4 separate regions of the Homo sapiens genome follow, and all the other regions are linked to region 4. A link is a loop called in an ENCODE intact Hi-C map of the cell type or tissue named here. Cell type or tissue: heart right ventricle. All regions are shown on one strand. Each heading gives the region's core, and the rest is flanking DNA. Links, peaks and the distances in the headings are about the cores only. Region 1 has its middle 75 kb from the start of NXPE2. Region 2 holds the start of REXO2 (RNA exonuclease 2). Region 3 has its middle 84 kb from the start of NXPE2. Region 4 has its middle 16 kb from the start of NNMT.

Region 1 (7,967 bases), core at 2,905-7,904, 470 kb after region 4:
GCTCATTCTGGTATTCTCCCTTTTCATTTTTGTAATGCCTTTCTCTGACAATGACAAAACTATCTCTCATTATCCTTATTTCATCAATCCCCAGTACATGACCAACCATTCATTGCTACCATCCCTTCTTCATGTGAACACCCTCTTTGTGTCTAACACTCACACTGGCCGTCACCTCTGTGGGAATGCCCTTTCCACTCTTCTCAGGCTTTGAAACTCACCGTAAACCTCCTTCCACGTGGATGTCTTCTTCACCCTGCTCAAGCTTTGCCACCCTGTGCCTGATTCCCCACCCACCCCATCTGTGTCTTCCACATGAATGTCCTCTGATACCCATGCCTGGCCACCCTCCATGTAGACTCTCTTCTCTCCTTCCTCAGGCTTTGAACATTCGCCAAGATGCTCCCTGCCCTCCTCCAAGAGGACATTCTTCTCACCCACCCAGGCTCAGACCCAAGTGGCCCTCCTAGACAGGTGCTCTCTTAACTCAGCTCAGTTCAATGCCCTCCACTGCACTACTGAGGCTCCCTCCACCTCCGCATCAGGTACAGAGGTCCGTCTTGCTCTGCCTACCTAAAGGTGTTAGAATCAAACTCTTCAATAAGGGAAGGAAAGAGAAGTGAAAGATCTCACAGTTTCTTTGAGACAAATTTATCATATCTGGTATGTTTCTTTCCATTTTTGCTCCCCCAGTTCTCTTGCTCCAGGCTGTCACATGTCTGCGGACAAGTTTTACCCTTAATATCTGCCATGAGTAGTTTTATACAATTGAAAAAGATTTACTGAGCAATATATCCTTGATTTGATCCTTGCCTTTAGGTAATATAATTTGTTGAAAGATTTTATTGGCATCTATCCTGAAATTGCTTTTTGACTCTTAAGTTTTACTATATGGTGTCCAGAAGCAATTGGCTTTTCAATCCTGCAAAGTTCTAATTCTTAAATTTCCCCATTTCCTTTCATTTCTGCTTTCAAACTGGGAAATTCTTCCCTTGGCTTATTTCTTATAGTATCTAGCCAAACATGACAAACATCACTAAACAAACACTCCAACATTATGTTTTCCCCTTGAGTGCCAGCTTCACTTAAATATGATCTACTTCCCAAGTTACATAGGTGACAGTTTTACTAAATATTTGGTTACAATATAACATGAATCACAACCTTTGTAGCCTCTGATATTAGTTGTCTTGCCAATGGCCATCTAACTGTGAAGTCAGTGCCACATATTTGGTTGCTTTTTACACAGACTCCCAACTTTCGGTATGGAAGCCTGTATTAATCAGAGTAGACTAATTATGTTTTGATAGCAAATGATTCAACGTTTCAGTGCCTTAATACAACAAAATTTGATTTCTTGATGGCATTTTATGTCCTACTCTTGTTGTGGGGGTGGGGGGTGTGGAGTGAAGGTCCTGTTTTGCATAGTCACTCAGGGACTCAGGCTGTCAAAGGTCCTGCCATTCTGTATCTATACTATCTGAAATGACCACTCCCTAGTTGCTTCAGCAGGGGATAGAGACCGAAGAAGCATGCATGGGCTTTTTATTGCCTCATATCAAACTTGATATACATTACTTATGGTCACATTTCAATGGCCAGAATTAGCTATGTGGTCCCAGCCAACTGCAAAGGAGCAGAACGTGCAGCTTCTATGTGCCAAAAAGGAGAGAACAAAATATTGGCAAACGGTTGTACTACTTCTACAATACACCATTCGTTGGTTGATTCCAGTGGTGAGTCTCATTCCACCATGTTATTATTTATGAGATGTATTTTACACTAATTCAACAGACATTTAGTGAGTTCCTAATGTGTCCTAGTATTCCTTTAGACACTGAATATATCTATACACAGATATATTAGTTCAGTGATATATCAGTAAACAAAAGTGACAAAACCTACCTACCCTCATTTTTAATGGGCTGGACAGACAAATTTTTAGCTGCTAAGTGCCATTAGGGAAAATTAAAGCAGAAAAGGAGGTTAGGGCTTTCTGGTGGAGGGATGAGATTTAAAAGCTTAAATATTTCAGTCGGGAAAGCCTGCTACAACAGTCATTGTGGCAAGCTGAATAATGACCCCCCAAAATGTCCATATCCTAATCCCTGGAACCTGCAAATATGTGACCTTACTTGGCAAAAGGGACTTTGAATCAGTGACCAAATCTTGGTCACTTGATCATGAGGTGGGGAGATCATCCTAAATTATCCAGGCAGGCCCTATGTAATCATGAGGGTCTTTACAAAATGGCAGGGGGGTTAGAGTCAGAGAAGGCAACGTGATGATGAAAGCGGAGAAAGAAAGAGATTTGAAGATGCCATGATGATGGCTTTGAAGATGGAGAATGGGGCCTGGAGCCAAGAAATATGGGCAGCCTCTAGAATATGGAAAAGACAAGGCAATAGCCCTGCTGACATTTTGACCTCTAGACTTCTGGCCTACAGAACTGTGAGATAATAAATTTGTGCTGTTTTAAGATGCTACGTTTGTGTTAATTTGTTACAAGAACAATAACATTTGAAGGAAGCACTGAGGGAAGTAAGGAAAAGAACCATGTGGATATTTCAGGGAAGAACTTCCTGGGCAGATAGAACAAATATGAAGCCCCTGAGACAGGAGTGTGTTTGTCACATACAAGGAACAGAAAGGAAGCCAGTATGGCTGAAGCCAAATGAAGGAGGAAGAGGCTTCCGGGAGATGAGTTAGAGGCAGTGCACTGTCAGTTCATGCAGCGGTCTGCAGGTCACTACAATGATTTGGTTTTCATTTTGAGTTAGATGGAAGCCATTGGAGGATTTTAAATTGAAAAGCCACCTAAATTGCCTTATATTTAAAAGTAATCACTACTTAGTGATTCCTTTATCACTATCAACAACAGAGAGTAGGAGAGCAAGGGTGGAATCAGGGAGATCATTGAGCAAATATAAATAGTCCATGTGAGAAATGATGATAGCATGGTCCAGGGTGATAAAAGAGGAGGTGCTAAAGGGCAGTCAGGTTCAGGATCTATTCTGAAAATAGATCCTAGGAGACTCACTGATTGGGCATGAGATGTGAATCAAGAATGACTGAGGTTTGGGGCTAGAACAACTAGAGGGACAGAGCTGCCATTGACCAAGACAGGAACGACTGTGGGAGTCTGGCAGTTTCAGAGTTTTAGATATATTAAATTTAAGATGCCTTTTAGATACCCAAGTAGAGATGTCTAGTAACCAATTGGATATACTAGTATGGTGTACAAGAAAGAGGCAAGCTTGGAGGTACACATTTACGAGTATCCAGGATATTTAAAGCCATGATACTGGATAAGAAGACCAAGGAAGACAAAAGAGGTAAGAGAAGAGGTCATAAGACTGAGCCTTGAACACACTAAGATTTGGAGATCGGGGAGATGTGGAATAATTAGCAAAGGAAACTGAGAATTTGCAATGGTGACCAAGAAAGAAAACAAGAGTATGTTGCATAAAAGCCAAATGGATACGTGTTTTAAGGAGGAAGGAGTGTCAAATGCTAGTGAAAGGTGAAGTGGGCTGGGTGAAGTGGCTAGCACCTGTAGTCCCTGCACTTTCAGAGGCCCTTGGGTCTATGAGTTTGAGACCAGCCTAGGCAACATGGTGAAACTCCATCTCTACAAAAAATGCAAAAAGTTAGCTGGGTGTGCTGGCATGCACCTGTAGACCCAGCTACTCGGAAGGCTGACCAGGGAGGATCCCTTGAGCCCAGGAAGTATAGGCTGCAGTGAGTCGTGATTGCTCTACTGCACGTCAGCCTCGGCGACAGAGCAAGACCCTGTCTTAGAAAAAAAAATGAAGTGATATTCAAAATATTTAACAATCAGCATAGTAAAATATTAATGTGAAAGTGTATATATAACAGCCTGAAAGAAATTCTCTTTTATCCTTTAAAAAAGTTATGCTGAATATGTTATAATTCTGTCATGTGACATAGTTGTAGTGTAAATTATTCATCAAATCATTGTAACAAATTCCAAATCATTTATTAATTTTTAGAAATTGTCTATTTGAGGAGGCTCTCACTAGATAAATGATGCTGCTGTCTGAGCCATGCGTAAAGAGAACAAACTCAAACACAGAAAAAGTTCCCTATGAATAGTCATTGGTGACATAGTGTGCCAAATTAAATCGTATTGATCATGGTGCCAAATTCTTTCAGCTTCTATTGAAAAGCATTCACATTAAGAACATTCTATCCTCACCAAATCTTTTAGGCCAGATGTTACTGAGATTTTGCATATTAAAGTACCCTTATTGTCAACTAAATCAAGAAAATCATTTTGGAATATCATACTTAATTGGATGGAATATGATCTTTGGAGTCAAACAAGATGCAAAGTACTGTAGCAGTGAAGGGCATTTGTCCATGTGCCACATTGACTGGGTTTGAATGTTAATTCTGCCATTTAAGTTTTAAATCACTTCTTTGTGCCTCAGTTGTCGTATCTGTAGAAATGAAAATGATAATGATGATTATGGTACTCAAACAAGTTAATATTTGCCGAATAGAGAAAATACTATAATGATTATTCTCATTTTTATTAATGAAATTATTGTTGCTAATTCTTGTGATGGGCAAGTGTTTGGTGGGTTTGGGTGAGCCTGTGCAGTTAGATGGAGGTAAAATTCAACAGTGACCCACACTCTGGGCATCCCTGACCTCAAACTGCCCCCAAGGTCCCCATCCTTTTTTTCCTGACCACCTGTGTTCCCTGCCTCTCCCAGACCCTCTCAGAGGTAAAGTGTCATGGAGGCTATGGTACTGTGCAGCCATGTGAAAGTGACACTATATGGGTACCAGAAGCACCAGGTCACAATTTTAGAGGCTAAATGAGCCCTAGACATCTGCTCGCTTGAATACCAGTGTCATCAGGGGCACTTTCTACAAATGTCTGAGCCTATTAGAGCCAGGATCTAAGGTTGGGTCATGAGAGCCATGGTGGACTGGCTGGCATTCCAGGAGCACAGTGGACACCAGAGAAGCTTTCCAGAAGGCTGTGTTAGAGAAGGTCCCACTCAGAGGTCCTCAGGGCTGTGTGTGGAGGGTAGGCAGGCCCTTGGGCTGGTGGTGGGTATGGCAATGCCAGGGAGTGAGAGCTCCAGGGGGTATAACTGGTACATATGCTGTTGACCAATGGGAATAGAAACTGGCCTTAGTGTCGGAGCAAGGACCTGGAGGCCTTCTGCAATGCCTGGATTAACTCTTTGATTTCTGGATCCTGGGGTAGTAAGAAATGGGTCCCAGGGAATAGCAGTGGTTGGTGGAGGCACTTAGAAGTTTGGAAATGTGTCTATTTGTCAATGATGTGGAAATATTTTAATATTAAACAACCAGCATGGCTACAACAGTGCATATGGCTTGATATTTGCTCCACTGTTAGTTTAAGTAAGTTGCGATCTATGAGATTTTTGCAATGTGGAGGTCATTGATGTTTCAGTGAGGTGATTAAGGTATGAGCCTGACTGAAGGGTTCAGGGGAAAATGCAAGGACAATTGGTAACTCTATCATAGTGTTTTGCTATGAAGAGGAGCAGAAAAATGGGGTTGGAGATTGGAGGATCAAAAGATTTTCCTAAAATAGAATTAACAGCATGTTAGTAAGCTCCTGTGGAGAGATGATGCCTTCATTTATTACCCATAGGCTGTGTGGGGGATGTACTAAGGCCACTCTTATTATTTGCAAGTTTTCTTCCATTTCCACTATGAACTACTTCCTCTGTGAACTACCAGACATCCCTTCCACTGATATTTTTTCTTCTCTTGCTGTAGATGCTATCCTGATTCATTTCTGGATGTTTTTCTTTTTCTGCCTCTATTTTTAGCATAAAGTCTGCTTGATAAATCAATAAGCATCCATGTAGCCTGCATATCCTGGATGTGTGCTCTTCTCTCTGCCAGGAGACCAACACATTAGTATCTTAAACCATAGCTGGGAAAACCACACACCATTCTGTAGTACCAGTTTTGCAGACAGCTTGCTTACTTTATCTATCCATGTATCTATTTATCCATCTTTCTACCTATCAACCCATCTATTAATCTGTCTATCCATCCATTTATCTATCTATCTGTCTGTCTATCTATCCATCTATCTATCCATCTATCTCTGTCTATCTCTTCACCCATCTCTCTCTCTCTCTCTCTCTCTCTCTTTCTCCTATCTTATCTATCTTGTTCTAGAAAGAAATTAAACCACTCTGGCTGACTATGGATTAGATTTCTCTCCTCAAATCCCAACCTTAGTTGAAATGAAGAATACTACCTCCCTGAACCTCAAGTTTCATACTTTTATGACAAGGTATCCTTCTCTAGAGTACTTCTCCATTCTCCACTCCCCACTCCCCTACTCCTTCAGGAATAAGTCAAAATGGTGGGGATGAAAAGAGTGATAAGTCTTAGTGTCCATCACATTCTGGATTCCAGTACATCAGAGACAGGTCCCTCTTGATACCTTACATCCACTGTATAACATTTCTTTCATTTTTTTTCCAATGATAGTTACCTCTTTCTTCCTGGGCCCATTAAGTGGTTTTCTCCTACTCTGTTATGCCTTTGAATTCACTTTATTATTCCATGGAGAATGAGATACTGCTTCTTTTCCAAAGGCCACAGAAGGAGACGATAGAACAGAGAGGTTAAGAGCCAAAACTATTGTATAAGCCAGGCCTGGGCACAGGTCCCAGCCTTGCCATTGATTAGCTCTATGATACATGTTCCCTGAAAAATAGGGAAAAAATTGAACACATTTTATTAAGGTTGTTGTGAGGATCAAATGAAAAAAGGTAAAATTATTAGCTTTTTAAAAACTCCTTGTTTTCATTCTACAATAAAATATTTCTACTTTATTATGAATATCATACTTAATTTTGACATCCTAAAGTGTGATTTCTTCCTATATTTCTAAATCCTTAAGCATAGGTATAATTCCCTCAATGGCCAATAATTTTTCTCCATAAAGAAAGCTTTCTTTATTAATATAATTGATGTCACTATAAAGGTATAACATTCTGAAATGTTTATTTTGTAGTGTCCCTCTCAGAATTCAGTTTTATACAGGGAGATAACACTATCTGCAAAAATGTACATTAAAAAAACCTATACCTTAAAGTAATAATAGGTAGATTACTTGTTTTGTTTCTAGTTTCCATATTCATAAAGTGAAGGGTTAGGTGCAGAGGATCTCTAAGATTCTTTTTAAACATATGCAGCCAACAATGTCAGTTTCAAATTTCCATAAGGAAGGAGATGTAATGGTTGATGACATGAGGCTGAGGTCTTGGTGGGTGTTCACCGCCTACGTTCCTCTTGTTTTCATGGCAGCATTGGATGGATTAACCAATATGTCACTGCAGGATTAGTAGACTTGGCAGACATGATGTTTCTCTCTTCTGTCCACAATAGTCCTTGTTAATTTAGCACAGATCTCTTTCCAGCTGCACTTGATAAAGTCTCAGCGTTCTTCTCAACACTGTATTGCAGCAAGCCATTACCAATCAATTGGTGTTGGCATGCAAATATAAATCAATTTTCTATTCTTGGAATAAAAATATTTGTTACAAAAAATGTATCCTCATAACATACAGGAAGCACTCAGTAGAATTTAGTTTTCTTTTTTATTCCAAGACTATATCAACTAAAGTGAAAAACATCTCCCTCCAGAGCAGATTCTTCCCTTACTAATTATGTATTTGTCCATCCTTTCATACTTACCACTTTCTCCACCGAGAGAGGGCAAGACATTCGTTACCCTAGTCATGTGACATTTGGGTTTTGGTGAGAGGAGCAAAAATTCTGTTTTGGTGACATTTCTACTGGTAACAGAAGCTCTTTCTTCCTGTTTCTTACCTCTTTTTCTCTCAGTGTCCTCTCTTTCTGAAGTTTTCAGAACTTTTATACCGCTTTCTCTCCTCAGAATAAGGAATAATTAAAAATAAAAATGTACAGGATAA
Region 2 (7,967 bases), core at 1,015-6,014, 160 kb after region 4:
TTATTTATTTTAGAGATGAGATCTTGCTTTGTTGCTCAGGTTGGTCTCAAACTCCTGGTCTCAAGTGATCTTCCCACCTCAGCCTCCCAAAATTCTGGGATTACAGGTGTGAGCCACCATGCCTGGCTGAGAAGGACTTTTAAAGATACGATTTGGGATAACTCTAAAGAGGGACCAGGGAAGTGGGTGGTCACTTGTGGATTGATTATCACAGTGATCTTTGTTCAGAAGTTGGGAAGAACAAAACTGGTCTGGGAAAGTCACTGGTAAGAAGGGAGCAATAAAAAATAAAATTAGGGCTGGGAGCAGTGACTGATGCCTGTAATCCCAGAACTTTGGGAGGCTGAGATGGGTGGATTGCTTGAGCCCAGGAATTCGAGACAGCCAGAGCGACGTGGTAAAACCTCATCTCTACAAAAAATACAAAAATTAGCCCAGTGTGGTGGTCTGTGCCTATAGTCTCAGCTACTTGGGAGGCTGAGGTGGGAGCATCACTTGAGCGCCCCAGAAGATGGAGGTTGCAGTGAGCTGTGATCATGCCACTGAACTCCAGCCTGGGTGACAGAGTGAGACCCTGTCTCAAAAATAAAATAAAATATAAAAATAAAAATAAAAATTAAAAACCATGTAAATATTCACAATAGCCACAGGGTGGAAGCAACAAGAGTGTCCATTAATGGATTAATGTATACAAAATGTGATACATACATACAATGAAATATTATTCAGCTTGAAAAAGGAAGAACATTCTGACACATGCTACAACATGGATGAACTTTGAGGAGATGACAGTTTAAGTGAAATAAGCCAGATATGAAAAGACAAATACTGCATAAGTCTACTTGTAAGAGGTACGTAGAGTAGTCAAATTCTTAGAGACAAAAAGTAGAATCGTGGTTGCCAGGGGCTGGGAGTGGTGGTTGGGTGGAGACGGGGAGTTAATGTTTAATGGGATGGAGTTTCAGTTGGGAAGATGAAAAAGTTCTGGAGATAAATGGTGGTGATGGTTGCACAACAATGTGAATGTACTGAATGCCACCATGCTTTATACCAGTGGTCCCCAACATTTTTGGCACCAGGGACCGGTTTTATGAAAGATAATTACTCCATGGATGGGGGTGGGGGAGTAATGGTTTCAGGATGAAACTGTTCCACCTTAGATCATCAAGCATTAGTTAGATTCTCATAAGGAGCACGCAACCTAGATGCCTCGCATGCACAGTTCACAACACAGGGTTTGTGCTCCTATGAGAATCGAATGCCACTGCTGATCTTACTGGAGGCGGGGCTCAGGTGCTAATACTTGCTCCCCCGCCCCTTACCTCTGGCAGAACAGCCCCGTTCTTAACATGACACAGACTGGTACCAGTCTGCACCGATCTGCAGCCAAGGAGTTGGGGACCCCTACTTTATGTGGAAAATGGCTAAAATTGTAAATTTTTATATTATCTATATTTTATCACAATTTAAAAAATAAAAATTAAAAAATATGTAAAAAAGTAGTTATCTCTCAAAAGAGGGAAGGGTTTGTGTGTCCTTAGCCATGTCATGTTAGAAACATTATTCCAGTAGTAAAGTCGAAAAAAATGGTGTTCTTTAAAATTTTAAATACATAATACTTTAAGAAGATAATAAAAAGCCCAATTGATAAAGTTTTCTGTACTTCAGCTGGCTCTACTTTTTTTTTTTTTGAGACAGAGTCTTGCTCTGCTGTGCAGGCTGGAGTGCAGTGGCGTGATCCAGCTCACTGCAACCTCCGCCTCCTGGGTTCAAGCGATTCTCCTGCCTCAGCCTCCCGAGTAGCTGGGACTACAGGCATGCACCACCATGCCCAGTTTATTTTTGTATTTTTAGTAGAGACGGGGTTTCAGTATGTTGGCCAGGCTGATCTCGAACTCCTGACCTCGTGATGTGCCCGCCTCAGCCTCCCAAAGTTCTGGGATTATAGGTGTGAGTCACCGTGCCTGGCCTCAACTGACTCTACTTTCTATGAATTGAGTTTAAAGCTAAGAAAAAACTAAAGAAGAAATGCACACCATTTTTCATAAAGTAGGCCACAAATGAGTAAAAAGGTATAGTAAAACAATGCGACATCAGGCAATGCAGGTAAAATATATACGCATTGTGCACAGTAAGTCTTTATGTGTATAATCTGTGCATACCTTTTGATGGCCCTTCAAAGAGTTTCTCTAGGCCCTTGCAGGTGGTGGGTTGGGTACACAAAATCAGTAGAAGGTGAAATCCAGTACCCTACACTTTCCTTAAAGCTCCTATTAGGCAACAAAGTTTCTCTCTCATAAAACCAGGTAGGATGGACCACAAGCTCTGTAATGAGTAGCAATATGGCTTTCAGAAAAATACATAGAGGTTATAATTCAAAGCCGAGATTGATATTTGTGACAAAGCGGCACTCTGCCACAAATCTGTTACTGAATAGCCAAGATTTAAGAGACTCACAAAATTTGACACTCCAGGGCCTAAAGGTCCTGATGCTGGCCACCTGGACTCCTAGAAATGATAGACATTATAGCAGTCATTGCAGGAGATTAAAGACACCTGGATCAAAGCCCAAGAAGATGGCAGAGCAGGCAGAACTGTTTTAGTTCATTTTAAGTTAGTTTGCTGCATAGATTTGTTATAGGAGGACGAAATTTAACTTTGAGAACTTTTAAGAACAGAGTAGCAAGTTGTCATCATGCAGACACCTAATAGGTGAACTGAAATGCAGGCCGCATTTCATAAGAAATAAGGGATAATCCTTGGCCAAATTGTCAGAGGCATTTGAAGAGTAACCCTATCTTGAATAGGGGCTGGGTAAAATAACACCGAGACCTACTGGGCTGCATTCCTAGGAGGTTAGGTATTCTAAGTGCCAGGAAGGGATAGGAAGTCAGCATAAGATACGGGTCACAATAGACTTTGCTGACAAAACAGGGTGCTGTAAAGAAGCTGGCCAAATCCCACTAAAACCAAGATGACAAAGTGACCTCTAGTCATTTTCACTACTCATTATACAGTAATTACAATACATTAGCATGCTAAACGACACTCCTACCAGCGCCATGACAGTTCACAGATGCCATGGCAACCTTAGGAAGTTACCCTATATGATCTAAAAGCGGAGAACCCTCAGTTCCCGGTATTGTCCACCCCTTGTTTAGCATATAATCAAGAAATAAGTGTAAGTATACTCGGTCGCCCATGCCCCTGCTCTGCCTATGGAGTAGGCATTCTTTTATTTCTTTACTTTTAATAAACTTGCTTTCACTTTATGGACTCGCCCTGAATTCTTTCTTGCAGGAGGTCCAAGAACCCACTCTTTGGGTCTGGATCTGGACCGCTTTCCCATAAGAAAAAGAAGGAAGGTAACTAACTTTGACTGAACACCTGATACGTGCTAAATGATTTCTCAGACAAGATCTTATTTAAATATTTCTAAATGATTTGATGATAATGTTAATGGCCTTCTGGCCCCCAAAAGCACACTGCCTCTTGGTCCCAAATAAATGAGGAAAATATCCAGTTTGTGGAATAGAGGGGCAGGTAAGTAAAAAAAGAAAAAGAAATGCAAAGAAGGAAAGATATACATGAAAAAAATGTCATACAGAGATAATCAGCTCTTTTCCAACCAACCAAAGTAAGAGTTCTTTTTTAACTGCGCGGTTACAACTAACCAAAACTCAGGAAATAACTCCTGGAAGCAAACAAACTTAGCAGTGAAAAACAAGCGCGTCCAGTAACACCAGAAAAACACGTGGCGGGGGTGGGGCATCTGGTCGCAACCGCAGGTGAGACTCTAAGTCCCATCATTCCCTTCGGCAGCCAAGCCAGGCTGTTGAGGGCGAGCCGGCGCACCGTACGCTGGGACGTGTGGTTTCAGCTCGTGCGCCTCCCCGTGGGTTTGCGACGTTTAGCGACTATTGCGCCTGCGCCAGCGCCGGCTGCGAGACTGGGGCCGTGGCTGCTGGTCCCGGGTGATGCTAGGCGGCTCCCTGGGCTCCAGGCTGTTGCGGGGTGTAGGTGGGAGTCACGGACGGTTCGGGGCCCGAGGTGTCCGCGAAGGTGGCGCAGCCATGGCGGCAGGGGAGAGCATGGCTCAGCGGATGGTCTGGGTGGACCTGGAGGTGAGTGAGGTCGGCGGGGGGCTTGGGGAGGCGAGTGAGGTTTCGCTCGTGGAACCGAGGAGTCGAGCCCGTCCTGGGAGAGCGTTGGGGGTCTGGGTCTCAGGTGTGGCAGGTGAGCGCGGCCGGCCACGGGCGGTGCAGGGCAAGTCCGGAGGCAGGAGTCCTGCGGGTGTTGGGCGCCGTGCTGCGCTGTAGGGCTTCTTTCCACAAGGGAGGAGTCCTCCGTGTGGCTTCTTCTCCTCCCTACCCCTCCGCCCAGATGTGGACTTTTCCTAACGCTCTGGCGTCTCTGGGCTTGGGTCACTGGAGTGGGGGCGGGGGCAGCGGCTCTGTTCCCAGCTTCCCCCAACTAAATCCTTAAAGGACCCTAGGTTGTTAGGGCCAGACGGGACTCCGGAGATGACTCAGCCTTACCCCTCATTCCATAAGTGAGAACATTGAGGCCCACAGAAAGGATTCAACTCATTCAAGGTCGTGCTGTTAGTGAGAGTCTGAGTTGAGACCAGAACCCAGTTCCTATCCCTTCAGGCTTTCCATGCCCGAAACAAGGGCTCCTCCCACCGTTGAGCCTCAGTTTATATGAAGTGAGGATAATAACAGTAGTTTTTCCATTAGATTGTGAAGGTCCAGTGGTGTAATTAATGTGAAAACTTTGTAAACTCTGCAGAGACGTGGTGGTGGTAGTTATCCAACTCTTCCAAAACTGAGTGATGTCAGCACTCAGTTTTACTTACTTTGCATCTGTCCCGGAGTAGAATCTCAGTGCTTGACAAATAGCAGGCCCTTGGTAAATGTTTGTTGAATAAACGAGGACTCGTGTTTAGTACCTTCAGTAGTTGCCCGAGGAGCATTCTTTCTCTTCTGTTTCGGCTATGGATTACAAGCTGACTATGTTTGAGGGAATTCCTGTTAAATAAACTTGGGTAAAAGAGGCCAGAATGATGGCTTTGTGTGTGTTATATATTTATTTTTAATTGCAGATGACAGGATTGGACATTGAGAAGGACCAGATTATTGAGATGGCCTGTCTGATAACTGACTCTGATCTCAACATTTTGGCTGAAGTACGTGATGCCATGTAATACAGTCATACTTTTTAAAGGGCACTGGAAATATAACCATCATTTTTTCCAGCTTCTTTATTTAAAAAATAAGAAAGTTGAGGTCTATATGGGTTAAGGTAATGTGCTAGGTCATGGTAGGGGTGGTACTAGAACCAAAGTAATCCATCTCACAGCCTAGTGAAAATTAAAAATTAAACATTATTTTTTAATTAACCATGCCAGAAATTTACAGAAACATAAATTCTGTCGTTTACTGAGCGCTTACTGTATGCCAGCTACAGTTTCTGTGTGCTTTATATGTCTTTGTTCTTAGTTCTCACAGCAACTATAAGTTAGTTATTGTTATAATGCTCATTTGATGGATGAGGACACTTGAGCATAGAGATGTTGGGTAATTTGTCTGAGGTCCCAGTGGCTGTTTACTGGGGGAGCCAAGAGTTTAACTCAGGCTGTCTCAGTAAGGTGCTCCTAACAAGTAGGACAGCCAGCTGTCCTCCCATCAGATTTGGTGACTCGTGCCAATGTTTGCGTCTTTATATCATAACCTTGACTTTAACTTGACTCCATATTTACAATTCTGCCTTTTCAACTAGGACATGTGATTCTTCTAGATCAGTATTAAGATTTTAGAATTTCTGTTAGTGCACACCCGTAAAGTGTTCTGTTGTTGACAGATTGGGCATGATTAAGGTTTTTGCATGCTACTTCCAACTGAAACATTTAGCAAAACAAAACACACCTGCTGCATTTCAGCCACTCATGAAACATTTAATAAGGATGTGACACCATCTGGTAGGGGGTGAAATCCCTGACCCTGAATAATTCTGTTTTATACTGTCAGCAGTATTCAGAGCCAGAAACTCCAGAATAGGAACAAAGTAGGGATGTTTGTGGAAAAGAGAGTCTTGTTAAAATAAGTTCCTAGAGGGTAGCATTGATATGTTACTGGCACTGGATACATTTCGTAAATCTGCAGTTAACACTTTTGTTTGTTTTGCTGTGTAGGTAAAAGAGGTGAGGACGTATTTCTAGATTAATGACTGCGTTTGTGGAGTACCAGGCTTATCCTCCCCACATATCAACTGTAGGAGAATCATGAGACTTTGTACTTCTCATCATAACAACTTTTTTAACTTTGTATAAATAAAGCCCTGAGTTTTAGATTTGGTTGTTTTTTTCTGTTACTTGGGATTTATTGGAGATCAATAGTGAAGAGAAGTGTCTTTATTTTACCAGTCTAACTTACCCTTGGCCGAAGAAGAGTGTTTCCTTTAGACTGTTGATATAATGTGAAATACTGACAGTTTAATGGACCCGTAGGTTGATATGTACCCTGGAGGAAATTTGGGTATGTATTCACACAGCTGCAGATGAATGCAGCATTTGTAAATGGACTAAGTCAGATGAGGATAAAGATGTTAAAAAAAAAAAAAAAGCTTAGGGGCTATCAGTTCTGCAGTATGTTTTATTCTTTTATAAGAGTCTGAGAAAAATGTTTTATGCTGGTAGAAGAGCAGGCATCCTACTCTGAAAATTTTTCTGTAGGTGTGGTCCCTTGGCTTGCTAAATAGGGATCTAAAATAGTTTGTAGTAGTTTGATTTTTCCATCATTGTTAGTATTTTTTTTAATAGTATGAGTATTTTTTTTCATTTTCATAGGTTTGGGTTTTCTTTTTCCTTCGTGACTATCATAAAACATCTGTTATCCAAGCAAAATTTTTTGTTTCTTCGCAGAGATTACCAACACCAGTTTTCTTGTTTGGCTAAATCTCCTTTTTAGTAGTAGGATGTCAGGCGTATTTTAATTAAATTCTAGCCATTTCTTTCAGTGATTGTGAACTGTTTTTACCACCTTAGTAGTAATAATACCTTGGATTTATGGAATACTTTTCTATCAGAGAGTTCAAAGAGCTCATATCTATAATTTCTTTTATCCTGTTAACATTTCTATGAGGGAAGGGGTACAGTTTATTATTATCACTATCTTACAGAGGGAGAAGCTGAGGTGACTTGCTTTAATGCCGTAGCTACTGTTAACTGCCAGGACTTATCTGAGAGACTCATACTTGGATGTTCTATGAAATGGAGCTGAGAATTTGAGGGCTACTTTGTGTTTTGGATATCAACAATTACCTCTTTAATTTTTTTTTAAATATAAAAATACTGTTAAAACAGTGTAACTATCCAAAGTATGTGTGTAGTGAACTATTGGATTTTTGTCCTGTTCTATTGCTCCTTCTTACTCCAAGTTTATGTATTGTCTTGATATTTTGTATGTTTATATAAATGCGTGTTTTTTTTAAAACAAGTGTAAATGAAATCATACCTATACATACATGGTTTTGCAATTGTTTTTTTCACCTGCAATATAGATACTTTTTTTTTTTAAGAGATAGGGTCTCACCCTGTCACCCAGGTTGGAGTGCAGTGGCATGTAGCTCACTGTAACCTCGAACTCCTGGGTTCAAGTGATCTTCCTGCCTCAGCCTCCTGAGAAGCTAGGACTGTAGGGGTGTGCCACCAGGCCCACCTAATTTTTTTTTTTTTTTTTTTAATTTTGTAGAAATGAGGTCTTGCTATGTTGCCTGGACTGGTCTTGAACTACTGGCCTCAAGTGATCCTCCCACCTCGGCCTCCCAGAGTGCTGGGATTACCATGCTTGGCCTAGACACTTTTCAAAATGAACTCATAATCAAGGGTTGACAGACTTTTCTGGAAAGAGCAAGTTATTAAATTGTTTAGGCTTTGAGTGCAGTCATATGTTCTTGTCATATGTTCT
Region 3 (7,967 bases), core at 799-5,798, 480 kb after region 4:
AATATATATTTATGTAATATATTTTCATATTTGTATTTATTTACATATTTATATTTTATATATAATTTATATTTTCTATATATATTTTCTATATACATAAATATATAACACATTTAATATTTTTAAAATATAAACGTATATAAATTTATATATTTTTACTATATGTGTACATATAAAAACGGCAATTAGTAAGACTGAAGGCTCTTTCTACCCCCAATTTTACCCCAATTTCTGTTTTAATCATCCAAAGAAACACATGTGCATGTGCTCACATCCTACACTCACACCCACACTCCACAGCACACACACACGTGCGCAAACACACACGCACATGCGTACACATGCGCACACACACACACTCTCTCTCTGTCTCTTTCTCTCTCTCTCTCCTTTTTAATTGTCAGCTAGGATTCCAGCTGATTGCTCAATTTCACCCACACAGAAGTCTTGGGCTGTTGCCACTCCAGCCAGTTAACCCACGGAGGTCCTCGGAGCCTCCTTTAGGGCTCAGGAGCACAGACTTCAGACCCAGGCCATCTAGGTTTGAAATCTGTCTCTACCACCTTCTACTGTGAGCCCGTGGGGAAGCTGTTTCATGTCTCTGTACCTCAGTCTCTTATCTGTAAAATGGGGATAATAATAATATTCACCTCTGGGGTGTTGTGAAGATGAAATGAATTGACACATAAAAGACACATAAAATAAACCATGGTAAGATTTATTACATCCTTTTAACTAACACCTTGTAAATGCTCATTGAGTGTTAGCTATTATTATTCTCCTTATTGCGTCAGTTTCTGCTGGAGTGTCAGAGATTGTATGTATCTTAAACTTTCTCCCAGTTATGTAGTATTTGTTTAATTAAACTATACGCTATAAAATGAGGAAAATTAGAATACCGAATAAGTTTTTCATAGAGTAAACTGTATTACATTTTAAAATCCTTTAGTCCTTTAGAGATTATGTTCTAATTTTTATATTTTATGTAATTTTGTCAGTGGTAGATAGTAATTTATCTTTAATTGCTTTATTTGTCAATGTACAAAAAAGATCTTGCCTTAAGAAAATTGTTTTTATTAGTTCATGAAATCCAAAATCCTAGGAATCACTGGTCCAGAAGATTTTAATTCTCCTTTCAATTCTCAAGTTCTGTGGACAAAAGTATTTTTCTAAGGGTCACTGCTTCAACAAGGTACTTGGGGTCTGGGGTCTATGCTTAACACAACCTTGCATGCATCTTCTTTTAACACCCTTGATTTTTTTTTTCATGGCGCTTCTAAATGCAGATGGAGAAAGACAACTCAGGCCTTTTTTCTCTGCACTCATTAGCATTGGGTGCTATGGTCTGAAGGTTTGTGTCTCCCTGCACATTCACATATTGAAACCTAATCGTCAATGTGATGGTGTTAGGAGGTGGCACTGTTGGGAGGTGATTTGGTCATGAGGGCAGAGCCCTCATAAATGGGATTAGTGCCCTTATCAAAGAGACCTTAGAGACCTTGCTGGCCTCTTTCACCACCAGAGGACACAGCAAAAGGGAACCATTGTCTATGAGGAACAGGCCTTCACCAGGTAAGAATATGTCGGTGCCCCAATCCTAGACTTCCCAGCTTCCAGAACCGGGAGAAATAAATTTCTGTTGTTTGTAAGCCATCTAGCCTATGATATTTTGTTATAGCCACCTGAATGGATTAAAACTTAGGGTTACAGGTAAAACAACAACAACAGCAAAAACTTATATATGAAGCTGCAGGGATTTTCCGCACTGCTCTGCCCACTGGTGTTAAGAGGGCAAATAAAGGAATTCAGAAGCTCCTTAAGTATTTATCCAAGACAAAGGGAGAGTCTGTGGACAGGGAAGAATCCAAAGTGCCTGTGAACAGCAAGGTGTTCAGTTCCAACAAAGGATTCTTGGCACCAGCACCTTCCTCCTGTCCCTCATATGTGAAAAGAGACTTTTCCCACTCCTTCTCCAAATGTAAAAAGAGAGCTGTTTAATAATCAAGACCATTTTAAGGCCAGGGACAATCAATTAATAACAACTCTTCCCTGAAATTTCAACCCCCCAAACACACATTTTAATCAAAAGAACAGCTTTCCACATCCCTCCTCTAATAGATCCTGGCCTCCATCCACCCACATTAATCACTCCAAGATGGCCTGAGAACTTATTTATTGTCACTGCCTAATCACTTTATTAAATGTCATTGCTTCTGATTATGAAGATGTGTTTTGTTTCTCATCCCCACCCATCTGTCTGAGGGGTCTGATTTGAAGGACACCTATTTTCTTGTCAAGTGCAGTTAGGGACTCCTACGGTGCATTGTCTTTGCATCCACACTAAGATCCCAGATACTTTGAAATGGAATGCATTTCTGCAAATGTGCTTTATTATCACAGAAGTCCTCAGAAAGGAGGCAAACTCAGCTCCTGACACCTACTGCCTTTCCTGCCTTTCTAGGTAGAGGTTGAAAATATGAAAACTAAGCTATTTGCAAACCAACATTTTGGGAAAGCAGGCAATTTTGTGGCCTTTATTAGGAGAGCAGTACGTTCAGCTATGAACTGAAAGAGAAAGCAATCCGTTATTTTCATAACTACCAGAACAAGAACCTACGATGGTGTTTTATTATTTGTCCACTGAGCCTGACATCCAGGGCACCCCACGATTCAGTCTGATGCAGACTTCCCAGCATCACACCCATGACTTCACTAGGGAAGCCTGTGTAAGTTAGAGGCAGGCCCTGGTTGTGATTTTCCAGCATGCTAAATGTCTTCATCCTTGCCCTTTTCCTTGTCCCTAGCCAAGCCTCTTTTTTTTTTTTTTTTTTTTTTTGAGACGGAGTCTCGCTCTGTCGCCCAGGCCGGACTGCGGACGGCAGTGGCGCAATCTCGGCTCACTACAAGCTCCGCCTCCCGGGTTCACGCCATTCTCCTGCCTCAGCCTCCCGAGTAGCTGGGACTACAGGCGCCCGCCACCGCGCCCGGCTAATTTTTTTGTATTTTTAGTAGAGACGGGGTTTCACCTTGTTAGCCAGGATGGTCTCGATCTCCTGACCTCATGATCCACCCGCCTCGGCCTCCCAAAGTGCTGGGATTACAGGCGTGAGCCACCGCGCCCGGCCGCCAAGCCTCTTTATGCTAAACTATTCACTTATTTAACTGAAAACTGATTTATTAAGTTTTTACATGTGCTGAGCTTTGGGGAATGGTAATGCATAAGATAAGGCCCGTGCCTTCAAGGTACTTAAGATCTCATGTGTGAAGACTAACGTGTAAACTCAGAAGTAAATGGACATTCCAGAGGGGGAAATACCTGCTCAGAGGGCATGGTAGCATAAAGGATGGAGTAGCCAGGTCTGTTTGGGGGCTCTGGAGGGAAAGGGCTTATAGAAGAGGTGACTCTTGAGGAAGATGAGCAGGTGCTTTCCAGGTGGATGGGGAGGAGGTTGCATGAGATGGGCCTGGGTTGGGAAGTGGCATGGGGTACCTATGCATGCTTGTCCCGGGGCTTGTCAGTGTAATGTGTGATGTGAGTGTGTATGTGTGTGTGGGAGTGTGCATGCGCAGGTTAGAACATGTTGTGTCTTTCACAGCCTGATATTTAGGAACATCCGTGCACATATCCGAGACAGTCTGTGAGGCAATGAGGCTTATTTAACATTCACTGTGGGACAAATAAGAGAAAATTAAAAGAGCAATTTTAGTAGGGAATAATTGTTTTCCATACACCATAATTACAACTGCTTGTAAATGCTGCTATCATAAACGAATCTGCTGTTTAGAGTTCTCCTAAATTCTCTTGGTAATGAACAGACGCTGAAGGAAAGGGACTTCAGCACTCCAGATGGGGAAGTTGGGCTTGCACTGACCCCTGGCGTCTGCCTTCCGCAGAGGCTTCTCCCTGCTGGCACATGACTAGAGAGCAGGCTGGGAAGATTCCCTGGACACCTTTGAAACAGAAGCCAGTCTTTAAATCTCAGCCTTCTCAGGCCTTCTGAGGTCATTTCCCAATATTTGTTTTCTATGATATTTCTCCTCTGCCTCAACAAATGGCACATTCAGAAGCTGCCAGTCAGAAACCCCACTGTCATTTGAGGTGCTTCCTTCCCTTCCCCTCCATTCTCACACCCCCAAGCCAGTGTCCATCAGTCACTGAGGCCTATTCATCGTGACTTCAACATCTACTGCTTGAAATTAGGACAACGTCATGGCTCTGGGATGCCACACCAGCCTCCTGACTGGTTTTCCTGCTTCAAATTTGTTGTCACTGGGGACATTCTACTTTTAGTTCACTACATTTATTCCTCAACTAGCCTTTGATATGCTGGGATTGCTGTTAATTGCTTCTATTAAGTAGCTTCATAAACTTGTCTGTGTCATATGGGCAATCTTCTATAAAATAAAATTATGGGGCAAGAATAGTGCTTTTCTATCTTTTTACTAGAAAGACTTCTACTATTTGTTCCCTCAGCACCCTGTCCTTTCCCCTTGTTTTGAAAAAATCCCTCTTCTAACAAACTCACTGATTAAAGTAAAATTAATTTTTTGTTCTTTTTTTCATAGAAGATACATTTAACTGCTAATTGGAGTATTTGGTTAGAGGATAACTGCTGTTATCATAAGGAGTTAATATAATTCTAGCCAAAAGCAAAACAAAACACCCTGATGTTTTATCTAGCCTGTGCAGCCTTATCATCAATAAATCTACACTTCCATTAGCTATTTTGAAATACTGAGAATAGCACATGACCTCACATTATAACTTTCAGATCCCCATGATATAAAGGGATCAACTGAAATAAATGATCACAAAAGTCACATCTGGCTCTGAGATTCTAGGTGTCTCAAGCATTCATATCTTAAATTCCCCTTAGCATTTCTAGAGTGAACCTAGCCCATTCCTCTTTAATTGCACCTGGTCCATAAATAAATATTCCATCACCAGTGCCAGCTCTAATTAATTAAAGTTGGGAGGAGTTGACCATGCTACTTGCAAATTGAGCATGTATGTGTAGAGAACTTAGAACAAATTAATTTCACATTGATTTAATGATTGATTATTTAATGCATGGTAATTAAACATTTTTGGTAGGGTATGAAGAGTCTAATTAGCATTACTTTTTACATTGCCAAATCATATTTCTAATTTTTCTTTATCAGTCCATTAACATCTGAAAAGTGTCATTTTTTCGTTTGATGCTATGCACCATTCATCTTGCTTTTCATCATCAACGTCATCATCACCACCATGTCATATTTACCAGTAATCTCAGGGAAAGGTCCCTGCTCTCCAAGCAAGTAGGTCACTTTATACCTAGTAACTCCTGTTTCCTCATGGTGCAAATATAGCTCATTAGAATCAGGCTACTCGAACTCTTCCCACCCTACCTTACTGCTTTCCTTCTTTACATATATGTATCAAATGCATCATGTGATCCTTGCTGAGATCATAAATGGGGGTTTGGGGATAGCTAGATGTAAATTTAAGGACAGTTGGGAATATTTTAATATAGAACTGTATGCAAGATAAAGTTATTGTGTTAATATTAAATTATTTGGGCATGATAGTAGTATTACAGTTCTAAAGGAAAGAGTCTTTGTTCTTAAAGATACATGCTGAAATTCTCAGAGTGAATTGACATGATGTCTGTTACTTACTTTCAAATAGTTTTCTTTAAAAAAAAAAAAAAGGAAAGAGAGGCTTCTGTGTGTGCGCCTCTACATACATTACATAAAGAAAGATAAAGCAAATGTGGCAAAATGTTACCAACTGATGAGTCTGGGTGAGGAGTCTATAGGTGGTCATTACACTAGTTTCTACACTTTTCTGTAGGTTTGAAAGTTTTCAGAACACATGTTGAGAAAAGTATGTTTTGAATCACTTGGATGTTACTCAGTTTTTATTTCATACCTCTTCTTTCCTTAAAACCCCAATCCCTCCCTTCTATACTAACCTCAGGAGGCAACTTTCTCCTTGTATTCAGTCAGGATGGGCTAAGTTATGATGCAATAACAATCTGAAAATATCAGTAACTTAAACCATCAAAAGTTTCTATCTCACTCATGCTACGTGGCCATTTCAGATCAGTGGGAGTTTAAAGCCATCTTTGTGAACATCTAATGTACCTCGTTCTCACCTCATAAAAGCTTTGTGTCTGAGTGGACTTTTTTCCATTATTTTCAAAGAAAGAGGTTTCTTTTCTCTCATTTAAAGATAACTGCTTCACGTGAACTCTGGACCCCTGCTCCTTCTGGGATTTTTCTTCCACAAGGTGTACCTCATTCCTCCATCTTTTACAACTTCAGCCTCCTTCTCTCCATGTGTTCCAATCTCTGTATCTCAGAAAGTCCTATCTTTGATCCTATTATAACTCCTAATTTCCTCTCTTCCTGTTTCCTGGTGAACTCTTTAAGCTGATGGCCTTTGCTAATGTCTCCACCTCTGACATCCCAATCTCATTTTTCATACAAGCTGACATTTGTTTCCAACAAATACAGACATACTTTTTTTATGGCACTTCACTTCATTGCACTTTGCAGATATTGTGTTTTTTACAAAATAAAAATTTGTGTCAATACTGTGTGTAGCAAGTCTACAGGTGCCATTTTTCCAACAGCACGTGCTCACTCCAAGTTTCTGTGTTGATATTTTTCAGCAATGAAGTATTTTTCAACTAAGATACATACATTTCTTAGATATAATGCTGTTGCACATTTAATAGACTACAGTATGGTATAAACATAACTTTTGTATATACTGGGAAACCAAAAAAAAGTGTAAGTTGCTTTATTGTGATTTTTTTGTTTTATTGGGATGGTCTGGAACAAAATCCACAATATCTCTGAGGTATACCTACAACCATTTTAGCTCTCCACTCCATTATCCTTGATCTCTGCAGTATGGCACTATTGATCATTCCCTCACTCTTGATATTCATTCCTACTTTCATCTGTGTATACCTGATTTGGGGGGTTCTCCTCCTATCCTCTGAGATTACACTTTATCTGTCTTCCTTAATGCTTTGTTTCTCTCCTGCCTTCTTACTTGTGAGGATTCTCCAAGGACTTTTCTTTAGTGCTTCTCCTTGGGCCTCTCTGCCCAATTCTTCTGAGAGCTGACTGTCACCTACAGTACATCTCTCCAGCCCTGGCCTTGTCCTTGCTATTTTAACCTCACCATCACCACTGCTTATATGATTTTCCTGTTTGAGTGACTGGCCATCACCTCCAATGAACTCATTCAAACTTAAAATCATCACACTTCCTTTTTCCAAACACTTCATGTTTCTCCCTCAATACACCATGTTTCTTCCAGTTTCCTAGACTGATAGAATCTTATCGGATCTTCTGATATTTTATTCTTCTTCATTCCCCATTTTCATTTCTAATATTCCAAGGCTCTATGATTTTCCCTCAAATGAACCCTTTCCTTGTTCATCTTGCAATGCAGGCTGTTATGAACATAGCTTAGATCACAGAGAGCTCTGACTTGGGCTTTGTACTTCCTGTTCTTGATTCCCTCCAAGCTGCCCTTCCACCTGCTATAAATCAAAACTTCTTCCATGACAATCCCCTATTAGGAACCAGCTGACGGAAGCATCATAGCTAGACTCCCTAGCTTTGAATATAATTTGGCTTCATCCAACTACTCACTGACTCTACATCTACAGCCTTCCAGGTAAGCCATCCTAGTTTAATTCCAGCCTCTTTCTCTAGAAATGCTCTAATTCTTCTATTCTGGCTTTTTTCTTCCTCTTCACTCCTCTCCTTGCTTTATTCCCACACTTTCCCTTTTTCCTTCATTATTTTTCCCCAAGTTTTTCTTCCCTCTCCCTTCTCTGTTCCTTCTTTCCCCTTCATTCTTCTTGTCCTCTTTTCCTCTTTTTTTTCCTGCATTTCTTTAGCCTTTAAGACTTTATTCAGTTCCTACCTTCTCCATGAAAGTGCCTCTCAGTGTTCAGGTT
Region 4 (7,967 bases), core at 1,275-6,274:
GAAGAACAGAGGTTTCCGCATCAGGAGACATGGCTTTTCCTCTTTGGCTCTCTGACTTACTTGCTCTGTGACCTTTGGTGGGTCACTAACATCTCAGAGCCTCAGTTTCCTCATCTCTGAAATGGAAATAATTGCCAGGTGCAGTGGCTCACGCCTGTAATCCCAACACTTTGAGAGGCTGAGGCGGGTGGATCACCTGAGATCAAGAGTTCAAGACCAGCCTGGTCAACATGGTGAAACCCCATCTCTACAAAATACACAAAAATTAGCTGGCGTTGGGGCTCATGCCTGTAATCCCAGCTACTCGGGAGGCTGAAGCAGGAGAATCTCTTGAACCCGGGAGGTGGAGGTTGCAGTGAGCCGAGATCTTGCCACTGCACTCCAGCCTGGGCGACATAGCAAGACTCTGTCTCAAAAAGTAAATAAATAAATAAAAGAAAAAGAAAAGAAAGAAAGAAATGGACATAATAATACCTATCCCCAGGGTTATCGTAAGACCCCAAAGATATAATAGGAATGCACTTAGTAAATAATTATGTGTGTGATGTGGTATGTAAGAGTTTTGGCTGACTTTATATATATGCATGAAATGAGTGGTTCTAAAGAGAGCTGGATAAGCTGTCTTCTTTCTTGATCCAACACAAACCATCTAACCCAGTCTGAGGCAGGGAGGAGGTACTTGGGGAAAGACTTTTTGAAGGAAGTAGCAGCACATTGGTGAGATGTAAAGGATATTTGAGGGTAAGCCACGTGAAGGAATGGGGTTGAGGGGTGAAGAGCAGGAATTCCCACATGCTGAGACCTGGAGAAGAAATAACATACTATGTTAGGTGAACTTCAAGAAAAGTGAAAGAACCTTAGATGTAATTGTGGCACTATCCCTAGAGGGCACTACTAAGGCTGTGGTAGAACAGGACAGTGCTCCAAGCCAGCAGAGAGGACCAGAGGTAACTGTTGATAGGCATGGGTGGTGGGCAGGTAAGTGATCGATTCATTCAACAAATATTTGTGGAGTACTCTGTAAAGCTCAGTGCTAAGCTCAGCATCAGAACCTTTGCCCAGGGTTGGTCCTCATGCTAAACATAGTTGCAACACGTAAGCCCTTGACCACATTCTGCCTCATGCACCTACTCTGCCTCTTTTTCTCTCCGTTAGTTCTGACATCGGTAGTTTTTACCTTACCCTTTACCCATTACTAAAAGAAGAAATATGTTGGCTGCTATGTTAGTCCATTTTGCAATGCCGTAAAGGAATACCTGAGACTGGGTAAATTTATAAAGAAAAGAGCTTTATTTGGCTCATGGTTCTGCAGGCTGTACAAGCATGGCGTTAACATCTGCTCAGTTTCTGTTGAGGCCTCAGGAAGCTTACAATCATGGCGGAAGGCAAGGGAGGAGCAGGCATTTCACACGGCGAGAGAGGGAGCAAGAGAGAGAGGAGGAGATGCCAGGCTTCTTTAAACGATCTGCTCTCTTGTGAAAGAGCTCACTCGTTACTGTGAGGATGGCACTAAGCCATTCATGAGGGATTTGCTCCCACGACTCAAACACCTACTACCAGGTCCCACCTCCCACATTAAGGATTACATTTCAACATGAGATTTGGAGGAGACAAATATCCAAATTATATCAGCTACATCAAGAATGTTCTCTTTGTACTTAGGTACAAAGGTTGTGGCACTGTCCCTAGAAGGCACTACTAATGTTCTGGGCACCTGGTGTGATAGAACAGGCCAGTGCTCCAAGCAGGCAGAGAGTACCAGAGGTGACTGTTGGTAGGGGTGGGAGGTGGACCTAATACTCATGTGTGTGTGTGTGTGTGTGTGTGTGTATTATGTGTGCATATGTGAGTGTGTGCACATGTATGTGTGGTGATTCAGGTAGTGGAGAGTGGCTAGATCTGTCAGTGGTGTCACCACATGGGTGATGAATGAGGTTGTATCCCAGGTGCTGGGGTCAGATCAGAAGTTGGATACCAGGAGAAGCTTGCAGCAGATGGGACCAGAGGCTGAGTGTTAACTCCTTCCAAGGGGAGCTCCAAGTGTACACAGGAGTGTGCAGCCAGAAAGCTGCTATGGGATGGGAAGGCATAAGGCAAAGAACAAGGCAGCCAGGCACATGTGCAGGGTTTCCAGGGCAGGTGCCCTACGCAAGACTGGGTTGCCTGGTGCTCCCCTTGCTGCATAAAGTAGGATGGACCAGCCTGGGCCACCCAGGACGAGGGTGTGTGTCCTGCGATAGGTTCTTCTAAGGACCTGGTGTTAGTTATGTGAACATTCACATTGGGAGACTATTGGCTCCTTTGATCCTCAAGTCACCATATACACGTGGGCCCAGTGTGAGTAGGTATTGCTATTGGCCTCACGGGAGAGAGGGTGATACTGACATGTACAAGGCGTGGCTAGTGACAGTGAAGAGCTTACAATTCACTGAATTTATTAAAAAACACACAGCGTGCTTTTATTAAGTCCCCACTGAGTAGGCATGGGACTCTACTACAAGGCAGAATTTGCTAATTCTAATACAAGGGGATGATGGGAAGCACAGAAGAGGGAGGGATTAGTTCCTGCTGGGGAACTGGAGAAGACTTCATGGAGGAAGCTGCAGCGAAGATGAATCTTAAAGGAGGGTGATGGTTGGAAAGGCATTCCTGCTAGAGGAAACAACACTGCTAAAAGCATGGTGCTGGGGTCAGATCAGGAGTTGGATACCAGAAGAAGCTTGCAGCAGATGGGACTAGAGGCTGAGTGTTAACCCCATCCAAGGGGAGTTTAGGAAGATGCTGGGTGAATGATGTGATGTTTCATTTGGCTCATTTGGCTCAAGGGTGGGCTCCCTATGCCAGAGCAGAAGGAGACAGTGCTAGGAAGGTAGCTCAGGCGTGGCTCTAGGAGCCCCTGCAATCAGACTTCACCAATAAGTATTCATATATCATTTGCCAGGTACTAAGAATGTGAGGATAACAATTTTTGCCCTCGCTGGGCTTGCAGACAGTAGTGGCAGCAGTTTATAGGAGGTGAGAGCGCACAGAAAGAAATGCCTAATTTGGGGGAGATAATGGAGTCTTTACAAAGAGGTAACATGTCCACACTGACTTTGAACTAACAGGAACTAGCAGGTTGCCAGGCAGGTGGTGAGATGAAGGTGGTGGTGGACTAGGGCGTCGAAGGTGTTTCAGGTGGAAGAAGCCACGTGACAAAGGTGGGGTCACGGAAGGATGCTGAGCGTGTTTGGGAAACCTCGATCAGGAAACATGTACTGAGAGTCTGCTATGTGCCAAGCCCCATTCTGCATTCTGAGGCCATGGAGAATGAGTCAGACAGGGAGGGCCCTGCTCTCATTCTAGTTGGGAAGGGAAGGGAAGGCAGACAATGAGAAAATAAACAAATAAAGATGAGGACATGATTTTCAGAATGGGAGAAGCCCTAAAAGTAGAAAGAATGGCACTGTGGAGAGTACCTGGGGCAGAGGGCTGGAGGGAGGGCTGAGTACAAGTGCCTGGGATAGACAGACCTGGGCTGGGCTCACACAGCCAGATGGTGGTGTGTGAGCCGGGAGCCCCTAGGGCAAGGGTGCTAAGCCCAGTAGTCACCCTTTCACTGGACCAGAGCTCTCCAAAGGTGGAGCAGAGAACACCTCTGAAAGCAGAATCTACAGGCAGACAGGAGCTGATCCTGCCTGTTGCACACCCTGTCTGCCCGCCCTGCCCCAGAGAATCCCCTTATTCATTTTCAAGCCCTTCCTTTTTCCCTTCCAGAGAAGGGTCTTAGGTACTCAGACCTTCAGGGGAAGGTACAGGCAGTGACTGGGGTGGGTGGTCCATTCTTGGGGACAAGGCAGGTCATCCTGCTGAATGTGTGTCTCTGCGATGTGCCCTTTGGGAAAAGGAGGAACAAGGACAGCAGGATGGCTGCAGGCACCTGACCAAGACCTGTTTTTGGATTATTTCCCTTGTCTTTCACTCTCTGGGCACAAGAGGGCAGCCAAGTCTTGAGCTTGGGGGCTGCAGGGCCAGTGGGGTGGGAGGGCTCTTCCCTCCTTTGCTTGTCCCCGGCCTGCTCATTTGCCGGCAGCCTGCACTCCTGTTCTCCCAGATCCTGACCACTGAATGAGGGAACCAGGAAGAGGAAGGCCGCAGCCAGCGCAGAGTGCCCTGACCTCCACCCGGCCATGTATTCTACATGTTGCCTCACCTCCACCACAGAAGCTGAGGCCCAGGAAAGCCAACCCAGACCTGCTGGCCCAGGGTCCCACTAGGGACGTAGGCTAGCCCATATGCTGCCTGGATGACAGACCGAGGGAGGGGCACACTAGCTGGCCTCTGGAGGAGAATTCTTCCAGCCTCTCTCTGCTGTAGTAAAAACCTCCTTAAAACCCACGAAGCTGGGGCAGTAGGACCAATTGCAGCAGATGGGGCACAATTAGCTCACTAGATCCGTTCAATGGCTATTAAGGCCAATCCGTGCGTTAGGGCCCATGCAAGTGGGAGGAATACAAAGATGAATGGGATTCAGGCTCTTCCAAAAAGCTTACCTTCTAGTGGACAAGTGGCCATTGGAGCATAATGTGGCAAGTTTAGTGAGAGAGAGATGTTCAGAGCACTGGGGAGTATAGAGGAGGTCCATTAACCTAGCCCTGGGGGTATGGTGGAGGGAGGTCAATGAAGTCTTCCTGGAATTCATGCCCAAGCTGACTATTAAAGATAAAAGAATTTAGACAAGCAAAGGGAGGGAGGGCTTTTCAGGCAAAGGGTCAGACAGTGTGAGCAAGAAATCAAAGTCAAGACACAACATGAGAGGGATTAGAAGTTCCAGTGTGTTTGAGAAAGTTCCAGTTTGGCACTGTTTACTGTTGCAACCATTTTAATAGATACACACTCCATGAGCTGGCTCTTGTCTCCCTCTTCAGCCAGTTGAAAGGGCTTCTTGAACAGGTTTGCACATTTCCACAGGGGCTTTGGAGAACTGAGTTTTTCTAGGCTAGGGACTACAGGATTAGGGGAAATTGGATGCCAAAAAAGAGAATTAGAGGCAGGGAAATTAGCTTTCTGGCAGGCCTTTTTCTCTGGGGGAATGTCTTCTTCACTGTGCCTGAACAAGTGACTCCTGTGCGAACTAGAGACTGATGAGGAAATTGACAAAGGAAGGTAAAGTGACTAAAGACTTCTGTGCCTGAAATGAAGTACACTCAAGAGGAATCCAGAGGTTAAGATCATAAACCCCAGCCTGGGCAATGTAGTGAGATCTCCACTCTACTAGAAATTAAAAACGCCAGGCATGGTGGCATGCACCTGAAGTCCCAGCTACTCAGGAGCCTGAGATGGGAGGATCGCTTGAGCCCAGGAGGTCAAGGCTGCAATGAGTTGTGATTGCACCACTGCACTCCAGCCTGGGCCACAGAGTGAGACCCTGTCTCAACAAACGAACAAACAAATACCCCAAAATTGTAAACAAATACAAAAACAATAAAAAAATTAGATTCCTGCTTGATAATTAGATTCCTGCCAAAGTGATCAGGTGGACAGACTGGAAGAAATATTTACAGTGAATAAAACCAACAGGGGACAGATATTTTCTAGAATATACAAGGAACTACTGCAAATCAACAATAGGAAAAAGTCTAAAGACAAAAAGGAGCAAGAATATGACCAGGAAATGTATAGAAGAGGAAACTCCAAAAGCTAGCAAGCATTTTGTGACAGAGATTGTCTAACTCCTCCCCAATTTGCATGTCCTTTTTTCAGCACACATCCAGGCTGTATTTCACAGCCCCCTTGCCTCAGGCCATGTGATGGAATTCTGACCCAAAGAATATTAACAGATTAATGTATGGCACTACTTAGGCTGTGTCCTCAAAACCCTCGCATTCCAATCTCCTCCGAGAGCTCTCTCCCCTCCTCTGAGGGCTAGATGAAGAGAATCCAATGGAAGGCTCTGGGGCCTTAGAGCCACACAATGGAAGAAGTCTGAGTGCCGAAAGGACCACTGGGGGAGTACCCTTCCCTTGCCTGCCATCATGGTCTGTGATGTGAAAACAAACATTTATTTTGTTAAGCCACTGAGGTTTGAGGTCTGTTACATCACTTAGCTTATCTCACTGATACTGATATGCATGTTTAGAAGTGCTCAAACTCATCAGAGAAAGTGTACAACTTCACTTATTCTCATTAGACTAGCAAAAATTAGTATAGCAGATCATTCTAAAAATTGATGGTAGGGATGGGAGTGGGTGTGCCGATACAGGGAACCTCATGCACTGCTGATGGGGGTGTAGACTGGTATAGCCTTGCTGGGGGCAATCTGGTGGTTCTTACTCAAATTAAATATGTGGATACCTTAGGATTCACCAGTTCTACTACTGGGAATGCCCCCCATAGGAATTCTCACACAGGTCTCTATATGAAGGAGACATGGATGTCTCTGGAATCATTGTGTTGGGGAGTTGGAAACAATCTGGGTATCTGCTCCTGGGGGTGTGGATAAATAAATGAGGGGTGCAAATCATGAAGAACGATGCAGTGGCATGAAGCAGTGGGTCACATACACACGTAATGTGATAGGGCTTTAATGCATAGTGAAAATGATGCAAATACAAATATATGCATACACAGCAGCAGCACACATTTTACCAAAATGCACATAAAGAATAGACATCAAACACCTTGGGATGGTTGTCTATGAAAGGGAAATGAGAGTGGAAAATAAAAGGGGAGGAAGAAAATATAATCATATGAGTGAATTTCCTTCCACTGTACAGATTCTCAGTTCATTCCGAAAGCTTTTTGACAAGAGATTGAAGACTGACAATCACAGCTGTTTTACTTCCGAGGCTTAGTTTTCTTTACAGAATCTTATTTCCATGAGGTTATTACGTCTATCCTCAATTTTTAAAAAAGCTTATATTCTGCCTTTGTTGCTTTTTTTTCAATTTAATAAGCATTTTCTTTTAACCACCTGACCTCATGCTTTTTCAAAAACTAAACTAAACAAAACAATAAAGGAAGAAGAGAATTACAAGATCCAATCTTAGTCCTAACATCTTTTACCCTGAACATAAAACGATTTGCTTTTTACATAGGTAATAAACAGAGGGAGAAGAGTGAACTTCATAATCTTGATATTTGTATAGCATTAGTAGTGATAGGACAGATGTCCTAAATAGGTATCGTACCGTTACAGTAATTAGTAGGAAGCAAAGAAAAATCAATGGAACAGAGCAGATAGCCCTAAATCAGGTCCCAGTAAGTTTTGTAAGTAAGCATGTGACAAAGGAGCAACAAGCCGAGGAGGAAAGGAAACAAAGCAAAATAGTGCAGATAGCACAGAAGCCACTCAGGTTTTCAGCTTTTGCCAGCAGGATATTAGGGAGGCTCCACCCTGATTTCCAGCCTCTCTGTGCCAGGCAGATGTGGATCTCCAGCAAGCTGGCCACCTGCCACAGCAACACTGCTGGTACCTGGCTCTGCCAAAGGCCCTATCACCCTGGATGCCATCTGCCTGCAATTTACAAACTGTATAGGAGGGGTAGGTCAGGCCTGGACACCTCGTGGCTGGACTATGGAAACTGGTCCTGGCTGAGGCTCAGGAATTGCTTTCCTTTCCAAGTAGTCCTCAACCACCTTCACCCCAACATGGTTTTTTTTGTTTGTTTGTTTTTGTTTTTTGTTGCTGTTGTTTTTCTTGAGATGGAGTCTTGTCCAGGCTGGAGTGCAGTGGTGCTATCTTGGCTCACTGCAACCTCCGCCTCCTGGGTTCAAGCAATTCTCCTGCCTCAGCCTCCCAAGTAGCTGGGACTACAGGCATGTGCCACCACACCCGACTGATTTTTGTATTTTTAGTAGAGACGGGGTTTCACCGTGTTAGCCAGGATGGTCTCGATCTCCTGACCTTGTGATATGCCCACCTTGGCCTCCCAAAGTGCTGAGATGACAGGCGTGAGCCACTGCACCCGGCCATCTTTTTTTTTTTT

The links. Hi-C counts contacts between places; a loop is a spot of excess contacts. Peaks named below come from ENCODE experiments on the same cell type or tissue, not always from the same donor. Only the 100,000 strongest peaks of a DNase experiment are listed, where the experiment ranks them.
Region 1: a loop joins it to region 4, with 4 times the contacts of the local background. A loop is called at or near these places in 37 of 110 quality-filtered maps.
Region 2: a loop joins it to region 4, with 2.4 times the contacts of the local background. A loop is called at or near these places in 12 of 110 quality-filtered maps.
Region 3: it touches region 4 in a loop (8-fold over the local background); 37 of 110 quality-filtered maps call a loop at or near these places.

The regions. Positions count from the first base shown.
Region 1 is chr11:114,749,594-114,757,560 of GRCh38, forward strand. It overlaps a transcript of NXPE2 not described here. Among named protein-coding and RNA genes, the nearest start is that of NXPE2, 75 kb to the left of the region's middle. In heart right ventricle, for the core only: no CTCF peak of the experiment used is centred there; no DNase peak of the experiment used is centred there.
Region 2 is chr11:114,435,552-114,443,518 of GRCh38, forward strand. REXO2 (RNA exonuclease 2) reads left to right here and starts at 3,916. Exons shown (of 7, transcript NM_015523.4): 1 at 3,916-4,124; 2 at 5,105-5,188. The coding sequence starts at 3,978. In heart right ventricle, for the core only: a CTCF peak has its summit at 3,905; DNase peaks (open chromatin) are centred at 3,810 and 4,440; H3K4me3 peaks cover 2,828 bases; H3K27ac peaks cover 2,767 bases.
Region 3 is chr11:114,758,749-114,766,715 of GRCh38, forward strand. It overlaps a transcript of NXPE2 not described here. Among named protein-coding and RNA genes, the nearest start is that of NXPE2, 84 kb to the left of the region's middle. In heart right ventricle, for the core only: a CTCF peak has its summit at 3,879 (motif pointing left); a DNase peak (open chromatin) is centred at 3,883.
Region 4 is chr11:114,276,810-114,284,776 of GRCh38, forward strand. It overlaps a transcript of NNMT not described here. Among named protein-coding and RNA genes, the nearest start is that of NNMT, 16 kb to the right of the region's middle. In heart right ventricle, for the core only: a CTCF peak has its summit at 3,975 (motif pointing right); DNase peaks (open chromatin) are centred at 3,352 and 4,022; H3K27ac peaks cover 1,316 bases.